Regions from separate parts of the Homo sapiens genome. Here regions 2 and 3 are each linked to region 1. The links are chromatin loops, found by intact Hi-C in ENCODE. Cell type or tissue: heart left ventricle. All regions are shown on one strand.

Evidence for each region. Peaks named below come from ENCODE experiments on the same cell type or tissue, not always from the same donor. Only the 100,000 strongest peaks of a DNase experiment are listed, where the experiment ranks them.
Region 2: it touches region 1 in a loop (2.5-fold over the local background); 21 of 110 quality-filtered maps call a loop at or near these places.
Region 3: a loop joins it to region 1, with 4 times the contacts of the local background. A loop is called at or near these places in 31 of 110 quality-filtered maps.

What each region holds. Positions count from the first base shown.
Region 1 is chr3:16,046,471-16,054,470 of GRCh38, forward strand. No RefSeq gene overlaps it. Among named protein-coding and RNA genes, the nearest start is that of GALNT15, 120 kb to the right of the region's middle. In heart left ventricle, a CTCF peak has its summit at 2,406 (motif pointing right); a DNase peak (open chromatin) is centred at 4,856; H3K4me3 peaks cover 305 bases; H3K27ac peaks cover 2,346 bases.
Region 2 is chr3:16,117,534-16,125,533 of GRCh38, forward strand. No RefSeq gene overlaps it. Among named protein-coding and RNA genes, the nearest start is that of GALNT15, 53 kb to the right of the region's middle. In heart left ventricle, no CTCF peak of the experiment used is centred here; no DNase peak of the experiment used is centred here.
Region 3 is chr3:16,546,904-16,554,903 of GRCh38, forward strand. No RefSeq gene overlaps it. Among named protein-coding and RNA genes, the nearest start is that of LINC00690, 15 kb to the left of the region's middle. In heart left ventricle, CTCF peaks have their summits at 4,058 (motif pointing left) and 4,257; no DNase peak of the experiment used is centred here; H3K4me3 peaks cover 443 bases; H3K27ac peaks cover 1,605 bases.

The DNA.
Region 1 (8,000 bases):
TTTTCAGAGAGTTGGTTTTTAACGTAACAGCACACTGCCGGATTAAAATTATGCTAGCAGGAGTGATATGTATTTCAACTGTACGTGTGTATGTATATGTTTGGTGTGGTGGTGGTGGTGGTGCTGTGTGTGTGCATGTGTGTGTGGTGTATGTGTATGTATTTTTTCAGCAAGATGTGGAGAAAAGCAAATTATAGCTCCCTAGTTAGAAATAGAATAAATGAGGATGAGAAATACAGCTTAATACTACATGAGGCAAAAAGGGTTTCCTATGACAAAGTACTTAAAAGAGTTATCAAACTTAAACATGTCATGAATTTTTCTTTTATAAATGGAAAACGTTCCAGGTTTGCTGACCTTTTTTGTGATGAAAGCGGTGTCAATAAAATGTACCTAAAAGATATTTGGAAAAAATAAATACACTTGTCTTTTCAAGGCCAAGGGTATGTTGTAACAAGGGTGCAAAAACAATAGCCTTTTAAATAAATTCATGCTTTGGGGAGAGTATACTGAAAATGGAGAGTGAAAGTGTCTCCAGGGTTATGTGATTTCGAGGCTGAAAATGACGTAAGCAGGCCATCTATAAAAACTATCGTATCTGTTTACTTTAAAAACTTGGAAACAGGATATTCTAACCTTATAAAAAATCTTCTAAAATAAACTGGTTTTTTAGTAATGTGAAAAGATAAATCTTCTAATTATTTTGTAAGTACAACTGATTGACATCAGGAAAAATGGAAATTATTAGCTGAATTTTAACAAAGACCTCTGCAAAATTGGTGAATGAGGCTGAAAATGATTTTCACTATTTTTAGGCATAGCCCATGAAGCACTTCTTTCATTTGTTATCTATGCATATTGGCGAAGCCCCTTTTCAGTTATTTCAAAGCCATGTACTGGAATAATGTGAATTTAGACCTAGGACTGCACACAGCAACCTCACAGTGTTAATGATTATTAAAATTCAAGCATATTTACCTTTGCTAAAACACATTTTTTAAAAAGTGAGAACACAAAGATGCTGTGCCCTAATAATTAAAATGAACATGAAAACATTTTTATGATAGGTTCACGGGGCACATTCGCAGGTTTGTTACAAAGGTTATATTGCATGATGCTGAGGTTTGGAGTACAATTGAACCTGTCACCCAGGTACAGTGCATAGTACCCAGTAGGATATTTTTCAACACTTACCCCTCCCTGGCCCCCTCTTGAATTTCTCAGTGTCTATTGTAAAATAATGTTCTAAAAAACAGTTTATTATTTATATTTTCCTTTTAAAATTCCAAAGTGTGGAATTTGGGCTGGCAGCATCGGCATCCCCTGGGAGTTTATTAGGACTGCAGATTCTCAAGCCCCACCCCAGGCCTCATCTTATTGCTTTGAGTTAAATGGAGGAATCCTCTGCGTGGATGAGTTTTGCCATAAGTACAATCAGGAGATGACAGAGCTACTTTGCTCTTTGGTGGGTGGGTAGGTGAGACGGTTGAGAGTGGTCTGTTCTTCTGGTTGAGATTTTGAAGACTAGAGTAGTTCTTGATATTTTGAAGTATATTTATATTAAAAGAGACTTTCTTGGAGTAGGTGAAGCCACTACATGGTGTAATTCCCAACCCTACCTTTATGATGGCACCAAATAGGATAATTCTGCAATAATACTAGCTAACATGTAACACTTACCATGTACCAGGCATTGTCCTAAGTTCTTCTTAGAGAAGAATTTGGGCCTGGTCAGTCTAGCTCCAGAGCCCATGAATAAACCATTATGCTATACTGCCTGGGTATAAAATATATAAAGGAATAAATACCCACAAATTAGGGATGCATCTGCAGATATTTTTATTGATGGGGAACAAGATTAAAAAAACATTTGGGGACACTAGGCTAGTGGATACCAGCTCAAATGCTACTGTGACATAAAAAACCTTTCCTAATCTGGCCCAGCCAATGTCCCTGACCCCACTTCTTGCTCTGCCCCCTTAAAACCTGTGCTCTAAATTCCACCATCTTGAACTGGCATCCTGGCAGCTCCCTGAATTCCTAATGCTTCCTTCCATCCCTGACTCCTATCTCTCCTTCAGAACTCAGCCTGGGTACCGCCTGCCTTTCCTAACTATTTAATATCTGCCCTTCCCCCAAAAGGCCAGTCCAGGCATCCTTTGTACACTCTCAGCATTGTCTGCATACTCTGCATGACATTTGTCCTACTATTTTATAATAATCTATTCACTTGTTTGTCTACCAGCCTTGAGGGCAGCACTCTATCTTGTTTATTTGTGTATGTCCTCGTGCAGAGCCTGGAACATATTAGGTGCTGTTTGCATGAATGAATGATTGACGAAAGAGAAAGCAACCATTGCCCTAGGAGTTGTTCTAGGATCTGTTATTTGTTTAATGGCCACCAGAGGGGGGCAGACGAACAGGGTCCAGTGCACAGCACCCATCTAGAACTCTGGGTAGAGAATGTAAATACTTATTCTAGGGCTGGAAGGGAAGTTCAATGGTCATGTAAAGCGTTCCTCTGTTTTAGACAAAAATTAAACAAACCTTTCCAGGTAAGCACAGTGATATTTAAAGTTTTAAGTCAAAAAGAATTGTTTGAATCTAGGCAGACTTTAAATCTGAAGAGTTGGATTCTGGTTCCAATTCTAACATTATTTAGCTTGTCTGATCTCAGATGAGACCCTTGGATTTTGGAGACTCAGTTTCTGAATCTGACAAATGGGTGACATACTCATTTTTTCTACCTCCTGGGAGTGTTTTGTGACCCACAGGTAATAATGCACACAAGCACCCTAAAAATGACAAGTAACAAATAAAGTATAATAAAAATCAGGGGCTAAATAAAAATAATTTCAATCTCCCTTGTTCAAAATTAGTTTTCTGAAATGTGAGCTGAAAGCCAAGTATAAGCATGGAGTTGAAATGAGCATGGACTTGTGTTGAGACCACAGATGCATCAAGATTTCAAGCTGTGCATTATTTAGGCCATTTTATTCATTTGGCTCCCATTTGACCACCTCAGCTGCACTGCCAGAGGCCAGCTAATCCCTCTGCATCTAGCATCATCTATGCCTGGATAATTCACGTATCTCACCACACATGTATATCATTTCTTTCTTTTGTAAATGTGCATGAATGTTGTTACAATGAATAAAACACAAATTCATAGAAAAACTTTCATGAGTTTCCAGTCACATTTACCATAATCTATTTTTTCTTAAGAGATGGGGTCTAGCTCTGTAGCCCAGGCTGGAGTGCAATGTCACAATCATAGTACACTGCAGCCTTGAACTCCTGGACTCAAGCAATCCTCCTGCCTCAGCCTCCTGAGTAGCTGGGACTACAGGTGTGCACCAGCATGCCCAGCTATTTTTTTTGTAGAGATGGGGGTCTCACTATGTGGCCCAGGCCAGTCTCCAGCTCCTGGTCTCAAGCAATCCTCCCACCTCGGCCTCCCAAAGTGCTGGGATTGTAGGCATGAGCCACTGCAGCTGGACCCATAATATATTTTAAAAATCAACATATATTTAAAAATATATTTAGGATTGAGTTGCATTATATGCATATTGAACCTATGCAAACATGACTCTGTGGGTTTAGCAAAACAAAAAGAAAAGAAAAAGAGAAAAAAGAAATTCTTACAAACAGCAAAACAGAAATTAAACCACCATCTTTTTTTTTGAGACAGAGTCTCACTCTGTCACCCAGGCTGGAGTGCAATGGTGCAATCTCGACTCACCGTAACCTCCGCCTCCTGGGTTCAAGGGATTCTCCTGCCTCAGCCTCCCGAGTAGCTGGGACTATAGGCATGTGCCACCACGCCTGGCTAATTTTGTATTTTTAGTAGAGATGGGGTTTCACCACGTTGATCAGGCTGGTCTTGCACTCCTGACCTCAGGTGGTCTGCCCACCTTGGCCTCCCAAAGTGCTGGGATCCCACAGTCTTTTAATAGAGTTGGTGATTTGGCTCCATGAAGGGATGGATGCCCAGGCTGAGCACAGATTGGTGGATGTGACTGCTTCCCCTCAGTGGGTTTCAGCTCTTGCCCAAACCTCTCATGATAGAGTGTATTTCTGTATTTGTCAGTAATTTAAGAAGTTTTAAAGGGAAACTTTTACATGAGCAATCATTTTGTCTTATATTTATCTTTTGAAGCCAGCTCACCATAGAAGATGCTACTCCACATGTGGAGGGAACATGACATTTTGGGGCACAAAATAGGAATCCATCAGTGGAAACACTGATCTAGCCTAGAAAACAGACTCCCAGTGCCTTCCCAGAGATTGGGGTGGAACCCAGACCTTTCTCGTTAAGATCAGTGCTCTTTCTACCCACAGCTGTGCTAGTTAACATGCCTTGCACTCTGGAGCCCATCCTCCCCGCAGGCCTGGGGGAATCCGTGAACGCCTAAACTGTGCATACAGCCGAGGCTACTCTTTCAGTACAGGCAGTCTATCCCCACGCAGACAGTTTTTACTCACAAATGTTTGTTTTTCAGGGTCCTGCCTGGTCATCATTTCCACTGTCTTTCATGTGTTACCTTTATATTGGAATCAGAATGTGAGCTGGAAGCAATTTTCAAGCCGGTTTTGAACCTCGGTCAGGGCAATCAGAGGCATGTGTGAAGAAATCGCTGAGGCTGGGCAGCCTTCAGGCCACCAGCACTTGGTTTCCTTTTCTCCCTTCCTCCCTCAGTAATGTGACGGCCAGATGCATCCTATGCCCCAGCACCACCTCACCCTCTGGCCTGGTTTTTGAGCTTCCTTTTCCTCTTGGGTGAGGCCATGTTTCCTTGATACTTCTGGCCTCTATTCCTTGAAGGCCGGAAGGCACTCTTGGGGCGGGGGAGGGCCAGTCCCTCGACATGGAGGGGAGGGTGCTGAGAGGGGTGGGGGCAGCAACAGCAGCTGGCAGGCCCAGGGTGTGAGCGGGCAGGCCTCTGTGGGCACCGGGACAATGGCTCGCTCACCCCCTCACCCTCTAAACTCAGCAAGGCTGAAGCGCTGTTTGGTGCTGGCTTCCCTCCTCTCTGGTGGGTGAAGAGGTCTCCCTATGAGGGGAAGTTCAGCATTGAGCTTCCACAGCAAACTCTCCAAATGCCAAAGGAGGCTGTGGAAATTAGGATTATCATGGCTCCAGAGGTTTACGGACCATCTTGAAAATCTGAGGTAGATTTTATCTGGGGTGGTGGAAGTTTTCTCTGGCTCCCATGGCTGGCTGGCTGGCCTGAGCTTCTATGGACAGAATTTTGTTAGATCCCAAGGAAAACTTGCCAATGCTGAGAGCTCGTAGACACCAGAATAGGTTGTGAAGACAGTGGAATCTACTTTGGCGGTCCTTAAAAATAGAATAACTTCTCTTCACTCTGTAATGGTCTGGAATGACAGTCTGTTAAAAAAAAAAAAAAAGGAAAACATGACAACCACAAAGCTCTTAATTTTCAACAACTCTTGAGTTTAAGCTGTTTTAGATTTGCTGCAAGTCCTCACATCCTTTGATTGCCTGTACAATATTAAACACATATTGAAGACGCTTTGCAACATGCCCAGATACTAGAGCTCCAACGCAGAGGAAGGAAATTAATATTTGGCAGAAAATCCCAGGGACACAACTTTGTTTGGAAAATTATGTCTACCACACAAATGGAAATTAAAATTCACCTCTGAGGGACTGATAGGATTTTTCCCCATTAAGTAACCTCCTACCTCTGTTTAATTGTGTAAGGAAGTTTGTAACCTCTGCATACTCTCGCCAGGCTCTGTCCTCATTTCCTCACCTCTTTTGTAATCTAGGTCCCAAGACTTCTAGAAGACTCTCTCGATGGGTCTTTATTCCCCAATCGCTGCTTTAACAGAGACATGTGGAGGCAGGAGACTGGGACGAGGGAGGCAGCTGAGAGGCAGTTAAGGGAACACTGAACCGAGACCCTCTTTCACTCCCTTTGCCTTCTCCAGCCATACCCTCGGACCTTGGTCCTCTATACTTGGCTATGGTTTCTGAACCCAAGCAATGACATGGGATCTGACAAGGGCAAGTGTACTTATGGGCAAAGCAGGATGTGGTGTACTTGAGACTGGTTCTGTCCCAGGGAATTGGGAATCCTAGTGATGGGTCACATACGAATCCCCTAACTAAAAAATCAGGTACATGCCAGTTCACTTCTTTAGACCTTGTTTGTGTGGCAAGAATGTCACATACAAAAGAATTCATGCATAGATGAGGCCATGTCAGTCATGACTTAGTGTGAGAGCCATTTTAGGATGTTGGGCAGCCCTGGGCATGCGATCTTTGGTGGCGTCTGCACCATCCCAAATGCAGTAAAAGGTCCTTCCACCTCCTTGGGAAGTACATGGATGTGGCAGTTGACATCATATAATGTTCAACGTGCACTTAAACATTTATTGAATTATATTTATTCTATTTGAGAGACAATATCATTTTTTTTAGGTCTCAAATATTTCTTAGGGCATTCAAAATTACTGTGCCTGTAGAGCCAGTGGATAAAATGTCCTAGGCATGGAACACTGGCCTAGAGGACTAGACATGAAAAATAAAGTATGCATACCCCTTTAGCAATACCCTGCAAATGCAAACATAAGCATGACCTTAAAATGTATGTTTATGGTGAGGAGAGGGCAGTGGTGCTGTTGAGAGAAGGAAGAGTCTCAAAATTTCCAGTGAGCAGAAATTACTTGACTCATCCTGACTGTCTTCTCATCCTGACTGTCTTCTCATTCTGACTGTCTTCCTTGGGAGTGAATGGAAAGTAATAATGTTAATTAAAGGGGAGCAAATGTCCTTAGGTTTGCCTTTATTTGGGGGAATAGTTTTTGTTTTATTTTTAGGGAACCTTCAGGCTGCTTCCCAATGATGGGGCCCATGACTTTGGCACTATAGTTCCCTCATCACAAAGTCTTCCACCATGAAGGTCTCTAGGACCCCCACCATAGGTATGAGACTCTTTCCATTTGTAAGGAATGGAGGGGAATACTCAGTTGAAAATTTGACGATGGGTATTCACATTCATTTTAAGGATACACAAGGAAAGTGAGGAGTGCTGTTTTGTCTCAGCAAGTGCACTGTTATCCACACGACAAATATTTGTTGAGCACCGACTGTGTGATGACTGTGTTCTAGGCTGTAAGGACTCTAGCAGTGAACAAGACAGATAAGGTTCCTACTTGCACGGAGCTTGTATGTTTGATGGATAAGAAACAAAGGGCATAAATGAATGAGGTGACTTCAGATGGTGGTAAGTGCTATGAAGGAAAGAATCTGGTAACATGGTAAAGAGGGATAGGGAGAAGGGTGTGAGGCTACTTTAGATTGCATGGTCTGAAAGATTTCTTAGGAAGTAGAATTGTAACCAAGCCTTGAGAGTTCTGAAGGAGCCAGCTGGGAGTAGGTCTGGGAGCAGAATTTTCCAGGCATAGGAAGGTACTGTTGCAATGCCCCTAAAACTTTGGCAAGTTTTAGGAACACAAAGAAAGCCAGTGGGGCAGAAGCATAGGGAGTAAGGGTGAGTGCTGGGAGATGAGGTCAGGCCCAGAGAAAACCACAATGTGTTCAACACTAGTCCCAGTGGTTGCACTGGTGCCCCAAATATCTTGTCCCCACAGAATTGAAATCAATTTTTTTCTACTCCATTAATTCTGTCACCCTCATGACTCAGTAGCTTTTTGAATGGGCTTCTCTCTCTCAGTGCCTCATCATGAACATCTTTCTGCTTTTCTATCCCTCTCTTAATTCATTTTGCATTAAAAATTCCCAAGGGTGAGGATCTGGGTATGTTGATTAATACTATCTAATAAGAAGTGGTCCTATTGGTCAGAGTCTCACACTAGGCTTTGTTATTGGCTGCTGGTCTCCCTTAGGTCCAGCTTCCTTGGCCTGGACTCCTGGTTCAATCAGTTGTGGCCAGGGTCTTATGACCTAGAGCTTGGCAACTTATTTTGAAGGAAACTGTAATAACTACTTTCATCAGGATCAAGTTGTG
Region 2 (8,000 bases), 71 kb after region 1:
GTGATCTTACATCCTAAAACAACTCATTCTGACAGATTTTATATATATATAAAAAATATATATAAAATATATATATAATATATATAAAATATATATATAATATATATAAAATATATATATAATATATATAAAATATATATATAATATATATAAAATATATATATAATATATATAAAATATATATATAATATATATAATATATATATAAAATATATATATAATATATATATAAAATATATATATAATATATATAATATATATATAAAATATATATAAAATATATATAATATACATATAAAATATATATAATATATATAAAAATATATATAATATATATAAAATATATATAAAATATATATAATATATATAAAATATATATAATATATATATATATATAAAATATATATAATATATATAAAATATATAATATATATAATATATATAAAATATATAATATATATAATATATATAAAATATATAATATATATAATATATATATAAAATATATATAATATATATAATATATATATAAAATATATATAATATATGTAAAATAAATATATAAAAAAAAATATAATATATATATATATACATATATATATATATTTTTTGAGATGGAGTCTCCCTCCGTTGCCCAGGCTGGAGTACAGTGGCACGATCTCGGCTCACTGCAACCTCTGCCTCTCAGGTTCTGATTGTCCTGCCTCAGTCTCTGGAGTAGCTGGGATTACAGGTACACACCACCATGCCTGGCTAATTTTTGTATTTTCAGTGGAGGCGGGGGTTTTACCATGTTGGCCAGGCTAGTCTCGAACTCCTGACCTCAGGTGATCCACCCACCTTGGCCTCCCAAAGTGCTGGGATTACAGGCGTGAGCCACTGCACCTGGCCAGATTATATATTTTTTATTTTACAAAAGAGACACGAGTTTCAGAAGTGATAAGTGACTCTCCTGAGGCCACCCCACTAACTGGTGCCAGAGCTGGGATTCAGACTCCATCCAGCTGGCCCAGAGCTGAGCTTCTCGCCCTGCACTGCCCCACCCCCGCCATCCCCACCTCTGATCACCTCCCGTCAGCACTGACACAAGAAGGCAGAGCGCGGCTCGCCTGACCTCAGCTGGGAATGTGGGCATTCAGTGACTCTAAGGTCTTGGTTCCCTGCATATGTCCACGAATGACCACAAAAGTGCTACAAATACTGATTTGGGGGTTACAAATAAATGTTAGGGAGTAGGTGAATTTGCAAATACAGAACCTGTGAATAATTAAGATCAGCTGTACATTTTTCCTATTCTCCATGAGAACTAGCCTCCCCTTCTTCCCATCCTTGCCCTTTTCTCCCACAATTTTTGTTATCAGGGCTCTGAATTTTTCCAGAGTCGCTGATTAAAAAGCCTCTCCACGGGTGGATCACGAGGTCAGGAGATGGAGACCATCCTGGCTAACATGGTGAAACCCCGTCTCTACTAAAAATACAAAAACATTAGCCGGGCTCGGTGGCGGGTGCCTGTAGTCCCAGCTGCTCGGGACGCTGAGGCAGCAGAATGGCGTGAACCTGGGAGGCGGAGCTTGCAGTGAGCCGAGATTGCGCCACTGCACTCCAGCCTGGGCGACAGAGCCAGACTCCGTCAAAAAAAAAAAAAAAAAAAAAAAAAGCCTCTCCAAAAACGTCATCAAAATATACATCTATGCAGGCTAATGACAGCCCTAAAGAGCCAGATGGACATGCGTGTGTGGACATATGGAGACACATTTGATCTTCGTGGGCCCAGCCAGCACCATTCCTCATGGCTTTGTGAGGACCTGGAAGACAAGGCAGATCATGGGAATGTCTCTGGCCAACACTTTATAGGGTTTCAGAATAAATAGGAAAAAGGGAGTACTAATTTATGGCAAGGGAATTAGGCTGCATGGAAGATGAATCAACGTGATCTGCTCAAAATGGACAGGATATTCTGCTAGGGCAGGATAATTTTTGTGGAATTTGGGGAAATAAAAAAGTGTGCAAGTACCTTTATCTTGAAAAATTGTATCGTAATTCTTATACCATTATCTCGTATCCTGCTCCTTCAATCCCAATCTCTTTTCACAATAGAATATTATTTTTTCCGATTTTATGGGGATTAAAATGTCTTTTTGCCATGTCTTTTTTGACCTAGACTCAGACCATCATTTCTCCAATATTATTGGTTATACATATTGGGCCTATTCAGTGTGGGAGGGGACCACACCGAGCGTGAAAACCAAGATGAGAGAATCACGGGGGGTCATCTTGGAGGCTTGACTGCCATGTTGAGTTACTCCCTTGCTCAAGAACTGTCACTGGTTCCTTATTGCCTGGCTCTAAGGTACAAATTCAGAACTCAACTGATCCTCTTTCATTAACTCCACTTTCTAAGCCCCATTTCTCTGTCTTATAAGGTTTGCAGGCTGCTGATCCCCACACACAATATGTCCCTCCCCACCTTTGACTATGCCACTGCCCCCAGCTTAAAGCATTCTTCCTGCTCATTTCACCATGTCAAGATCATCTTTCTCTGGATAGCATTCTGGACAGGAATAGGAACATCTGGAAGTCTTCCAAGGGATAATAATCTAATGAAAGAGGAAGCCAGGCTCCCAGGTGTCTTCCAGTGATGATTTTCAGAGGTCTAAGAAAAGGGATAATCCAGAGAGCCACTGTAGGGGACAGAGGAAGGAGACTTCTGTCACTCAGATTTGTCCTCAGCTAAGTCCTTTAGGGGTTTATATTGGAGTCCTGGAGGAGAATGAGAAGCTGGGAGCAAGGAAGCATTCCAAAAGCTGCTCTCCCACTTATTCTGTGAGCCATAAAGCTAAAAGCCATATGAGGTTGGCCCTCATGTGACAAAGTATGATGAAAACAGAGAGAGAGAGAGAGAATGATAGAGATTCTCAGGGTATCAGAGGCACCAGCAAGGAGATCCTAGCCCAGTGCAGACCCCTGGAAACACCCTCACAGACATCATGGACATTACCAACATGAGTTGCAGCAGGATTGGGGAACATGGTGGCTGCCACAGATGGCCAAGAGAACTTTTCTAACAGCACATCTGAGCCACTCACTGTGTGCTCCCAGAAGTGATTGCCTTGCAGGAGGCTGGGGGTCCTGCAACAGCAAGCCTGGGTGAGAGCTAAATAAATGTGGGGCTTTGTTACGTATGCGACTCCACTGTACTCCCCAGAGCAGCCCATGTCATTTCTCCTGTGGGGCTGAGAGTGAGTGCAATTCATCCCCTTGGTGGAGCTTCCAAAGGCTTCAGAAAAACAGGTGAATTGTGAGTGGCCCATTTAATTTCAGTAAACAGAGAAACTCATCCCCTGCAACCTCCCCAAACAAAACCCCTCAGAGTGGATCCCTGTGTTGATGACTAGGAGGAAGAAATGTTTGCATGGTAAAAGGAATTCTTTCTCAAGGGCGGGGATAAAAAGGGGAGGAAAAACTAACTATACCTTTACCTCTATAAGCAACGGTGGAAAATAGAAGGTGTGGCATTTCTTTGTATCACTGAAGACAAAATCAACATCTTAATTTATCATCACTCTCATAGCCGTTGACAAGGCTATGATAACATTGAGTCCTTGGCCTCTAAGAGATTTTAATCTGGTAGGGGAATTCTTAAAACAGCATTAGCTGAGTGAGAGCCAAAGTGGGGTCAGGAGAGAGGATGGGGAAGGAAGTGCTGAGAGGCCTCAGACAACAAAGATGTCAGAGTTCCCAAGAGGGGCCATCTCTGAGGGCCGGATTCAGGGGACCTTGGGGGAAGGGTTACAGGAGCTACATCTCAGGGGCTAGGTTTGGCAAGTGGGGTTTAATGCAAGGGAGAGGAAACCAGGGAAAGGCATTCTGGACCTCATAGGTAAAGTTATAAAAGTTTCCCTAGAATCTCTGCTGGTGTCTGGGACATGTTCAGCCAAGGCCTTTCTTTTGCTGTGATGGTGCAAATACCAGGTCCAGCCCAGAGTGAAAACAGCTGTGTGTCTCTCATGTGCCCCCTACCTCGTGTGTTTCCATTAACTCATCTGCACATTGTTCAATGACAATTATGCTTTCTGGCTACTCACCTATTTAAACCCTCAGACTGTAATGGCAAATACAATAAATCTCCACAGTGGCAACTAAATATTGTCTGCAGAAATTGTGGCAGTTTGAGTCATGATGCTGAGGATGTGAGGTTTGCTTGGGTAGATCTCCTAGTGCAGGCCAGGAATGGGTCAGAAACCTTCCCTAGAAAGAACATGTTCTTCAGATGTTACAGGGCAAGTGTGGTGACCAGGAGAAACTCCAGACATGTTGAGTGGCAAATGGGACAGGTAGACAGCACTAGGTGGAGTCTTGGGAGGACAGCAAGGACCAGGCATGAGGAAACGGTGTCATCTTTACCAGTTCCTGATTTTCCAGTGGCATTTGCAGGCTTAGAGGTGGAGTCACTGCTCTTGGTTAACCAGCCCCAGGGTCCTGTATTATGCCTGTATTTTCCCTACACATTAAAAAAAAAGTACCTGTATTAATTCTCCTCATAGTAAGGGGAAAAATAGCCAGGTTTTTGAAAGACTTAGGAGGAGCGGTAGAAAACTGCCTTCCAGTGGCAGTCAAAGAAAGAATGGTTGATCTTCAGTCTGGACTCGTTGCTCTGAGGACAAAGATGGCTTTAGTTTTCTCTTCATAAGATCAAGGGCTAGCAGCCAAACCAACCAGCCAACCCACCAAATACTCTATTTAGTATCCAAACTCTGGCTGCAAATTCATAATTAACCAAGCCAAGGGAAAGGCAGAGGGGAATGAATGTTTGTCCAGGCTCAGCAGGCAATAGGAAAGTAATGCTGTGTGCTCTGGGAGAGCTGCAGGCCTTGCTACTGAGGACACGTGACTCTAAGGTCTGCTTTATTACCCCAACCTTTCAGTTGTTAAACATCTTGTGAATTATAAAAGAATGATCCTTATCACATCCCACAAGCCTTCCTGGTTTGGCTATGGTTCCTTATTCCTGCCTGGGGTCTTTACCATTGTCCCTCTACTTGGAATGCTTTTCCCCTGTTCTTCACTTACATAGCATCTACTTAGCCTTTGGGTCTCAGGCAAATGTTACTCCCTCAGTGAGTCCTATTGGACTGATCAACTGGGACTGTGTTTGATTGCAAGTGAGAGAAAACTCAACTTCTGAAGCTTAAAAAAGTGGGGTTTATTTTCCTAACTTAAGAGGTAGGCAGAGGTACAGAGTGCAAGCTGAGCCACAGCTTGACGATGTTGTCAAGAACCAGGCTTTTCCTGTCTTTCCATCCCTCTGTCCTTACAGTACTTGGCATGCTGCCTCGTGGTTGCAAGACAGCTGCCATGCCTCCAGGCATCACCTCTACACTTCAGTCTGGAAGAAGAGGAAAGGACAAAGAAGAAAGGATAAAGAACAAGGGCTGTTACAACTAGGTCTATTTTTTTTTATCAGAAAACCAAAATATTTTAGGAAGGTCTAATTAACAGACTTTGGCTTTCATTTTATTGGCCAGAAATAGATTACATGGCCTCTCCACAACCAATCACTGGTCAAGGGAAATAAGAATTCAAAGACTGCTTAGAACAACTTCAAGTCATCCCTTGAGCTGGGTAAAGGCCTGTACTCTCCAAGACAAAAGGATCCCTAGGTACTTGAAATAATCAGGGTTGTGTTAGCAACAAATGTTGTCTGTTATGTCCTCCCTAGCTATCCAATGAAATGAGCCCCTTATACTCTCAATGCCCTTGCTGCAATTTGCCATTATATGTTCATTTATGTGTTTACTTGTATAACACCTAAATGCCGCACTAGACTTAAAGCTGCAGGAGGGAAGATACTATAAATGCTTTGTTCCCTATTCAACACCTAGCATAGCACTGAGCATATGGTAAGCTCTACAGGCATCTTTATTGAACCAATGAAAGAAACAGGCTAGGTGTGGTGGCTCACACCTGTAATCCCAGCACTTTGGGAGGCCAAGGTAGGAGGATCGCTTGAGGCCAGGAGTTAGAGACCTCAGCTTGGGCAACATAGTGAGATCCCATCTCTACAAAAAATACAAAAACTGGTTGGGCATGTTGGTATGCACCTGTAGTCCTAGCTACTCAAGATACTGAGGCAGAAGGATGGCTTGAACCCAGGAGTTGAGGCTGCAGTGAGCCGTGATTACACCACTGCACTCCAGCCTGGGCAACAGAGTGAGACCCTGTCTCAAAAAAAAAAAAAAAAAATCCTTGCTAAAGAGGTCATGCAATATGCACAGAAATAGCTGAAATAGCTCCTGTAACAGGGACCTGCTTCTCTACTTTTGCAGCACTTGATGTTTCTGGTTAGAGAATTCTTCCTAATGTTGATCTGACTCTCTGTGATTTCCACCCTTATCATGGGCTGAATTGTGTCCCCACAAAATTCATGTTTTGAATTCCTAACTCCCAGCGCTTTAGCTTCAGAAGATGACTGTATTTGGAGATGGGGGTCTTTAAAGGGGTAATTAAGGTTAAATGAGGTCACTGGGGTGGGCCCCACTCCAATTTGACTGATGTCAAAGAAGAGATGAAGGCAGAGACAGGCCTAGAGGGAAGAACACATGAAGACACATGCGGAAGACAGCCATGGCAAACCAGGGAGAGAAGCCTCAGAAGAAACCAGCTCTGCCGAGACCTTCATCTAAGATGTCTAGCTTCCAGAAAAGCAAGAAAATAAATGTCTGTTGTTGAAGTCACCCAGTCTGGAATACTTTGTTGTGGCAGCCCTTGAAGACAAGTACAGCCCCTCTCCGTTGCAGACCATCACAATCTTCAAGACACCCATCATATCAGCTCTGCAAAGTCTGTTTTTGTAAATACATTTTGTAGCAGGGCACCAAGTCAGCTCCCCTCTAACTCCAAAACTTGTGTCCTTTTTCTTTATCAAAGCAGCCAAGTGGAAGATAGGCAGGGGATATAATTTGCTTGTGTGCTAGTTTCTTTCCCTGAGGCAATAGTGACACTTTGCATTCTTGATCTTTCCTTGGATTGGTGATAGTAGAACAGTTCTCACTTGGGTTTTCTTCCAGAGCATTCGTGGGTTAACATCCTTTCTCCAATTCTTATAAGCAAATAATAGCCAAATGTGATTCATTCTTGCCCGAAAATGTTGATCCTTAGAATGGATTTATGTAAGTGTCTCTGAATACAACAAATTTTCCTTTGTTAGTGATTTGTGGTAGCTAATGTCGTAATAGTGATCTCACTTCAGCAAGATATTGGCTCTCCCCTCATGAGTGGTATGTTAGTCAGCAACCACTACAATATGCTGCATGACAAACTACTTAAATCTTGTTTTAATGCCTGTGGGTTGACCAAGGCAGCTCTGCTTCAAGCTGAGGCTCAAGTTCATATTTTCTCTGCATCTCTCATTCTTGACCCAAGATTTGGGGCAGTGGTGACCTGGAGCATAATTGTCTAATGATGGAGGTTAGAGTCTCTTGGAGGGGGAGGCAGAAATATGATGGCCCTGAAAATGTAGGCCTGGAGTGAGCATATTTTCACTTCCACTCACATTTCATTGGCTAAGCAGTCACAAGAACAAGCCCAACATGAATGTGTCTGGGGATATCCCTCCTCCAGGGAGGGGATAAAAGGAGTGAATATTTGTTTAACAGTAATCTAGTCTACCGCAGGTGGTCAGGAGAGTCCTGGGGTAGAGGCCATCAGCCTGGGAAAGCCCTGGAAGCTAGGCTTCCATCAAGTAGTGGGGAGACCCCAGGGAAACTGGGAGTGGATAGATCTAAAGAATGAGGCAATTCTTGACCTTGGGAGGGTACAGAGTTAGAGCCCGAGTATTCAGAACTGTGGTGAACTCCAAAAGGCCAATGGTGTATCCAAGAGCAGGACTGTGGTCTGGGGAGTCTGCAGCATTTTGGAAGGTACCTGCTGGTGTGAGGGTGTATATACCTGTTGGAAGATCCCAGGTCAGGAGGTTAGAAAAAATACTCTCGAGGTGCTTC
Region 3 (8,000 bases), 500 kb after region 1:
CCTCATATAAGCTCCAGAGTAAATGGGAAGGGAGAACTAGACTCTGCCAGCAATAGCAGAAAGATCATCATGTAGATTGGGTTGCTCAGATATTTACAGATATTTGTCAAAAACCTGAAGTCAGTGTCATTCATCTTCCCTTTTGAAGGTTAAGTGTGTTTGTTTTTGTTTCCATGACAAGCCTACATTAAAATTGGATTAGGGGCAATGTTCAGAAAAAATCACAGATGCTCAGGGCAGTGTATTCATTGTGTTTACATGGAGTAAAATGCTTTGTCCCAAGATTATTTTACTTCGTCCATTTAGAAAGGTCTCCTGTGACTTGCATAAATGTGGAAGAAAGCTTCGTCATTTCTTTATAGACAGGATAGTTTGATGACATTTTAAAATATCAGTCATAATAAATTAGGGAGACTCCTAACTTAAATCTGTGCTACGAAGGGCCACTGAGGACAGTGAGGTGTGCCCCCACAGCCAAAAACTTTGTATAGCTTTAATTTCAGTACAGAGGTAAATCGGCTTTTGCTTTTGGATTTAAGATTTGGCAAGCATGTGAAATTAAGTATCACTTAGGGGGATTTTTTTACAGAGGGAAGCTAGGAGATTATGAGTGTTAGGGCTTATAGTTTAAATCTGCAATTAGCATAAATATGCAAAGGTCACCCTAAAGAGATGCATGCCCCTATTATCTGTAGAGGTAGGCGTAAGAAGTGGAGAGAAATGGCAAACAGAGTTTTGCAAACAAATGTGCGGTGGGAATTCAGATTTTCATGTACGTGTTGCATCTGTGGCCTAGAAGAAATCAGACACATGGCCTAGGAGAAATCAAGAGTGAGAAATCACCAGCCCACAGAGGAGATGTCACTGACCTTGAGGCTAACAGAAGTAAATGACAATTGTGGCAACAGCTGTTGGTCACCAACTCAACAGTGATTACCACCTTCTTCTTTGTTAATAGAAAATGATTTCTGTTCAGGAACTGAGCAGCAGATAGTTCTTGGAATCTGGACCCCATTGAAGTTTCAAGGTGTAAACCTTGATCAGTCTGTGTCCAAAATTGTAGTTCTGTTTCCCTTGTTAGTGATGAGTTCAGGATGGGGCATGTGCCACAATTGTAGTCAATGAGAAGTCTGCTGGAGGTACTTCTAGAAGAGTTTTCCTTAATCTCAAAAAAGAAGAAATCACAGAGACTTTCTGTTTCTGTCATTTGGATGTTGCTGGGAGATAATGTGATGCTTGGAGCTGTTGCAGCCATTTTGCAATCATGAGGGAAGAAGCCTGAGGCAAAGGCAACATGCTTAGGGTAGCAGAATAGGAATATCGACAAATCTAGACTCCTATATTAGGTTGAGCTGCTAAACCAATCAATGCCAGTACTGCCTCCCTACAAACTTAGTACCTAGTCACTCAGAGATGAGACTATGGAGTCAGACTTCCTAGGTTCAAATTCTAACTTTACCACTTACCAGTTGTGTGACTTTGGACTTCTCTGTGCCTCATATTTCTGATTTGTATACCTACCCTGTAGTATTCGTTTTAGAATTAAATGAATTGATATGTGGAGAATGCTAGAACCATAACTGATCACTCAAACATTTAACATTTTTTTATCATTTAAGACATTTTGTGTTGCATCTTCTAGTTGTTGCTTTTGAAAGCATCCTATGTAACACAGCAACTTTCAGTTAACCTTTCTCCTGTCAAAAAGTTAGGAAACTAACAACAAAAAGGCAAACCATCCCTTAAACAATGAAAAAAGGACTTGAATAGATATTTCTCCAAAGAAGACAGACCATGGCCCACAAACACATGAAAACACACTCAGTATCATTCATCATTAGGGGAATGCAAATAAAAATGAGGCACCGCTGCACACTCATTAGGATGGGAATAATTTTAAAAAAAAAGAAAACAGAAAATAGCGAGTATGGGTGAGGATGTGGAGAAACTGGAATTTGTATATTGCTGGTGGGAATGTAATACGGTTCAGCCACTGTGGGAAACAGTTGGCGGTTCCTCAAATGACTCAACACAGCATCACCACAGGACCCAGCAATTCCACTCCTAGGTGTCTGTACCCAAAAGAATTGAAAACAGGGACACAAGTACATGTATACACATGTTCATGGCAGCACAGTAGCCAAAAGGTGGAAGCAAACCACATGTCCATTGATGGATGAATGGATAAATTAATTGTGATATATACATACAGTGGAATAATATTCAGCCATAATAAATTAGAAAAAAATGATGAGAAATGGGAAAAATATCCCATTTACAAAAGCAACCAAAATCAAATACTCAGGATCAAACACAGAAGAAAAACAAAACGACCTAAGGACATGGAAGAAGACTTGAAATGCAGGGAAACATCACGCACCTGAATGAGAAGGCTCGGGGCCGACATAATGTCAATTATTTCCAAATCAATCTGTGAATTTAATCCATCTTTAATTTTTTAACTTGACAAACTGATTTTTAAATTCTACTCAAAGAATAAATATGTGAAAGTAACTAAAATAATTTTTTTTAAAAGGAGCCAGGTGTGGTGGTTACGGGACTGTATTTCTAGTTACTCTGGAGGCTGAACTGAGACAGAAGGATTGCTTGAGCCCAGAAGTTTAAGACCAGCCTGGGCAACATAGTGAGACCCCATTTAAAAAATTAAAGGGGATAGCTGTTACTAGATAGTAAGATATATTTCAAAATTACTCTAATTTGGGAATTTGATACCAACATAGGAATGAGAAAATTGATTACTGAACCAGAAATCAGAATTTATCATATACTGATTGGTATGTGCAATTGGTAGGAAAAGGAAAGATTAATTAAATAGTCTGGGAACAACCGGCTTGAAACTAATATACTAAAATAAATTCCACAGGGATTAAATACAAAAATAAAACTACAATAGAACTCAAAGAAAATACAAGTAAATATTTTCCCATTTACCAGAACTCATCCATATGGCTCAACTCAACCGCAGGGGAGGCTTGAAAACGTGTGTGGCTCTTTGGGAAGCACTCACTGTTACTGCCATAGATACCTAACCTATTTCTAGGAATGAGGGAAAGGATGAAACAAAGGATTGAAACCGAAGGGCTTTCTGCCTATCCTTATGTTTATCAAAAAATTCCAATACCCAAAATACACCATCCCACAATTATAATTGGTTGCATAGGCAAAGCTTCTCTTTCTCATTTGATAATCCTGTATATCTTTATAAGGAGCACATTTTTAGCTGATATTCCAGCTGCATATTGGAATTACATCTGTTCTCATTCTCTTGTTAATAATGTTAATAACGAAGCTTGACTAATAAATTGCAAGGGCTAACTTTGGAGTGACTGGTTCAAAATTCCTTGCTAGTGAGGAAAACAAAAGAACAAATATATTTTAAGAATAGATCCACCATAATAACATGCTGATGGTCAAAACTGATCAGGTAATTTGGATGAAGCCTCACACCTTCTTACACTTTGCAAAAGAAATAGCAGGAAAGGACAGACAAGCCTGGGCTCCTGTTCAGCCCTGGGGAGGAAGCAGGTACAATGGAGCTGGCAGTGTGGTCATTCCTGCTGTGCCAAGCCAATTTGCTTGAACTTGAAACAGAAGTGTTAACCTCACGGCACGCAAGTCCACCCATCCTCTGCTTTTGCCCTCCTTGGGGGCTTTCAGTGGCGCTTGTTGGGGGGAGAAAAAGGTGCTTGTTTTATTCCCAGTTGTACAGAGCAGCTGATCAGTGTCTGCACGACTTCTTGAACAAAGAATGTATTTCAGACCTTCTTATTGCTTGCTTACTTCATTTAACATTTAACAGATGTCAGTTGTGACACACACACACTTTCTCCCTAGGCAATGGATTAAGGCAAATTTCATTTTATGCCTGGCACGAAAGCCATGCTACATTGTATATTGAAAGACTTTTTTTTTTTTTTAAGAGAGAAAGAGGGGAAAAACAATTCTGCCTTAAAATCCCTAATAATGCAAGAAAACCAATTTCCGCAAAGGCATTGTCCTGGAAAGCTTTGTTGGTTTATGGTGCCACCTAATGGGGATGTGTCAGATTACACAAGGGCTATTGCATCAGGTCGCACACCCTGTCATGGTGAACACACTGGTGGTGTGTGGCTGGGAATGCAGTTTATGCAGATGCCTGTGCTGGATGAGATGTTATCGTCACGTACTGTGTCTATGTCTAGTTATTTAACCTTGGGCAAGTCCCTCCACGCCTCTGAACTCAAGGATCCTCACCTAAAGGAGGCTTCTGGATGCCTTCTTTGTGAGACTGTTCACAGGACAAAGAAAAGGTGTACTTGGCTGGGCGAGGTGGCTCATGTCTGCAATCCCAACACTTTGGGAGGCTGAGGCAGGAGGATCACTTGAGGCCAGAAGTTTGAGACCAGCCTGGGCAAGATGGCAAGACCCCATTTCTACAAAATAAAAATTAAAAAATTAGCTGGGTGTGGTGTGTGAGCCTGTATCATACTCCATATCTGGGTAACAGAGAGACTCTGTCAAGAAAGAAAGAAAGAGAAGAAAGAGGAGAAAGAAAGATGAGAAAGAAAGAAAAAAGAGAAAGAGAAAAAAGAAATAAAGAAAAGGAAGAGAGAGAAGGAAAGAGAGGGAGTGAGGAAGGAAAAGAAGGAAGGGAGCAAGGAAACAAAGGAAGAAAAAGAGGGAAGGAAGAAGGAAGGAAAAAGAGAAAGAAAAGAAAGAGAAAGAAGAAAGAGAAAGAAAGGAAGGAAGAAGAAAGAAAGAAAAAGAAAGAAAGAAAGGGGAAAGAAAAGGTATATTTGAAATGGAGACATAGCCCAAGGCTCTTAAACTCAGGGTTATGTCAGTCATGATGTAATAAAATCATGAGGCCCTACATATATTGTTTTTCTCCTTTTGGTATAAGCTTGGGTTTCAGAGCCATGTTTTTCGACGCCAGTAAAACTTCCAGCACTAGCATGGAAATGAACTGCAGTCGATGGCTGCCCTCAAGGTTGGAGAGGGGATAGGAAACTGGGGCTGCGTTGAACTGGACAACACTTGTCTGGTCTCAGGTGGATGACTGGTGTCAGCCCAGAATGGCCAGGAGGTGTGGCAAGATTTTCCTGTTTGCCTAAAGAAAGTAACCACTTGGGATCTCCTGCTTGTAAATGTTGGCCCAAGTTTTTGAACTCTACAGGGGCTAAAGAAATCATCCCCGAGGACTGAGTTCAGCTTGTGGGTCTCCAGCTTGCGCTCTCTGCTGTTCATTGCTATAGTCTTGCAAGAAGGTGGGTGCTAGGTGTGGAGCCCACTCTATCCAGGGTACTCTATCTGTGGGGAAGGGGGGCTCAATGCTCCATGTCTTGGGGGAGGATAGTGGGAATCTAGTGGCAGAATCAGGAGTGGGGACCTGAATCATTATGTTACTGGCCTGAGGCCAGAAGCTCAGCCTGGTGGAGGCCTAGGTAAGGCCTTCCCTGGTTGTCAATCCTCCTTCCTCGCCACCATGTCTTTCTCTCCTCTTCCTTGGAACGGCTTTCCCTGAAGCCTCCAGGCTTCTCTGATGAGATCCCCTCAAGAGCTAAACAGTTACTGGACACCATTGAGAAGAGTGCCAGACTGAGAGTCAGACCTGTGCATACACACTTGCTGTGTGGCCTTGAGGGGGAACCTCCACCTCTCTGAGTCTTTGTTTCCTCATTTATAAAGTGGGGAGGAAGAGAAAAGCCTTTCCCAGCTTCTCAGGATGGCACCTGGGTACAGATCATAGAGATGATGCATGAGGCGTGCTTTGTGAACTTGAAAGTGCTGAGCAGTACTTGGTTATTGTAAAACAATGACATCTACTTTGAATAATTCTTAAATCCTGGTACAGAATTAAGAAAGGATCATCTATTCATTTAGTCAACTATTTGTTCAAGAAATACGTACTGAGCCTCCATTATGTGCCAGGTACGTCTAAGCAATGACTAAGACAGACATGGATTGCCTGTCATGGAATGTCAATTCTAGAGTAGGAGGTAGAGAATAGGGAAGAAAGGAGGGAAAGAGGGAAGGAGGGAAGGAAGGAAGGAAGAAGGGAAAGAAGGAAGAAGGAAAGGAAGGGAAGGGGGGAAGGACAGAAGGAATGAGGGAGGGAGGAAAGGAAGGAAGGAAAGAAGGAGGGGAGAAGGGGAGGAGGGAGGGAGGGAAGGAAAGAAGGCGGCTTGAAATTGGCCATGATGAGTATTTACACCACCAACATTGAAAAACTCAGTAAATCAGGGTCCTTCCTGCAGGCTGACTTTTAAATATTTGCCATCAACTACTGAAGCCAGAGATTAGAGTGAGGAGCCAGAGGAGGATTCTGAGTGCAGGAGAAACACAATTTGCTATCAATTTTATCCATTTTTCAAAGTTTCCTCTTCATGATGTGGAGAATAGGCTGCAGCCAGGCACAGCAGCAGCGGGAGTATCAGCCTAGAAGGCTGTGAAATAACACAGGCATGAGATGCAAGGTTGGGCTAGCAATGGAGTAGCCAAACACGGATGGTTGGGATATGATGGGGGGCAAGGCTGATGGCATTCATTTGTGGATTGGCTGTGGGGTAAAGATAGAGACACAGCTGGTGAATCATACAGACACACTCTGTTCATGAAGAGCTTACACTTTAGTGGGAGAAACAAAGCAGGCAGTCAGCTAGGACTCCCACAAATATTTAGTTATAGTGGCTCTCGATGACATATAACGCAGGGAAACCTAGCCAAGTTTGGAAATGACATTTAAGCTTTGCTAAGGTGAGGTACGGTACAATCACACACCCATGGAGATATTTACATATTTCCTCCACAACTGATTTGGTTCTGCAAACATGCAAGGCCCCAAACATGTCATTCGCTAGTAATGGACTATGGCAAGGAGGAATCAGGAACGTGGAAGCTTTCAAAAATTGCCTACCCACCCAACTTCTGGGTTTTGCCTGTTCCGTCAGGATCCGCTGTGAGCTGCTAGGGTAATGGGGCAAACGGTGGAGATGCAAATGAAAATAGAAATGCTGAGAGAACAGGTTATCTAGTGGAAAGAGGGTGCCAAAGGAAGCAGGGTAGCTAGTGTGAGTGGACTGTTTGATACAGTTTGGGAAAGAGAAAGTTTTGGAGGAGAGCAGGTACCCTGATAAGGGGAGTCTTGAGGAAGCAGATAGGCGATGAGTTTCTTCAGGGCTGATGAATGGTTGTGTTATTCAACCGGTTCTGCACTGACCACCATGTGACTTTGCTCCTAAGAAAAAGCAGAATATATTTCCCCACCCCTGGATTTGGGGTTTGGCCATGTAATTTGCTTTGGCTGAAAGACGGAGATGAATGGGAGTGACAGGGAGCCAGTTATGAGATTTCTGCCTTAAAGGCTTTCCACATTTGCCATTGCCATCTGCCATTGTTTGCCACACGAGGAGAATGAGAGACACACGCTGCAGAGCCAGCCCAGCTGAGCCCTGCCTATGTCAGCCAAAAAGCAGCTGACCTGCAGACATGAGAGCAGTTATAAATGATCATTGCTTTACCCTGCCGAGTCTTGAGGAGGTTTTTGCACAGCAACAGCTGACTAATGCAGGGCTTTACTGTGTGTCCCACAGTGTAGTTTGGCTTTTCCTCATTTGACTTAAGTAGAGACTTTAATTAGTTCTAAATGCTTTCCAAATGGTTACTATTTCTTTTGATAGTATTGAAACTGCCTTTGCAAAAACTATGTCAGTGAGAAAAATTATAACAGTAAGCTGAGCTAAATTGTTGCAGGTAGTTAGATGGGCATGAGCGGGGCAGGAGAGTGCTCTTCCCCCACCTACTAGGAATGTCAGGTGATGGTCTGACAGCTATCACACTGTCTCTGTAAAAATGGTCATGCGGGGACCTGGGTGCCGTGGCTCACACCTGTAATCCTAACACTTTGGGAGGTGGAGACTGACAGATAGCTTGAGTCCAGGAATTCAAGACCAGCCTGGACAACAAGGCGAAATCCTGTCTCTACAAAAAATACAGAAATT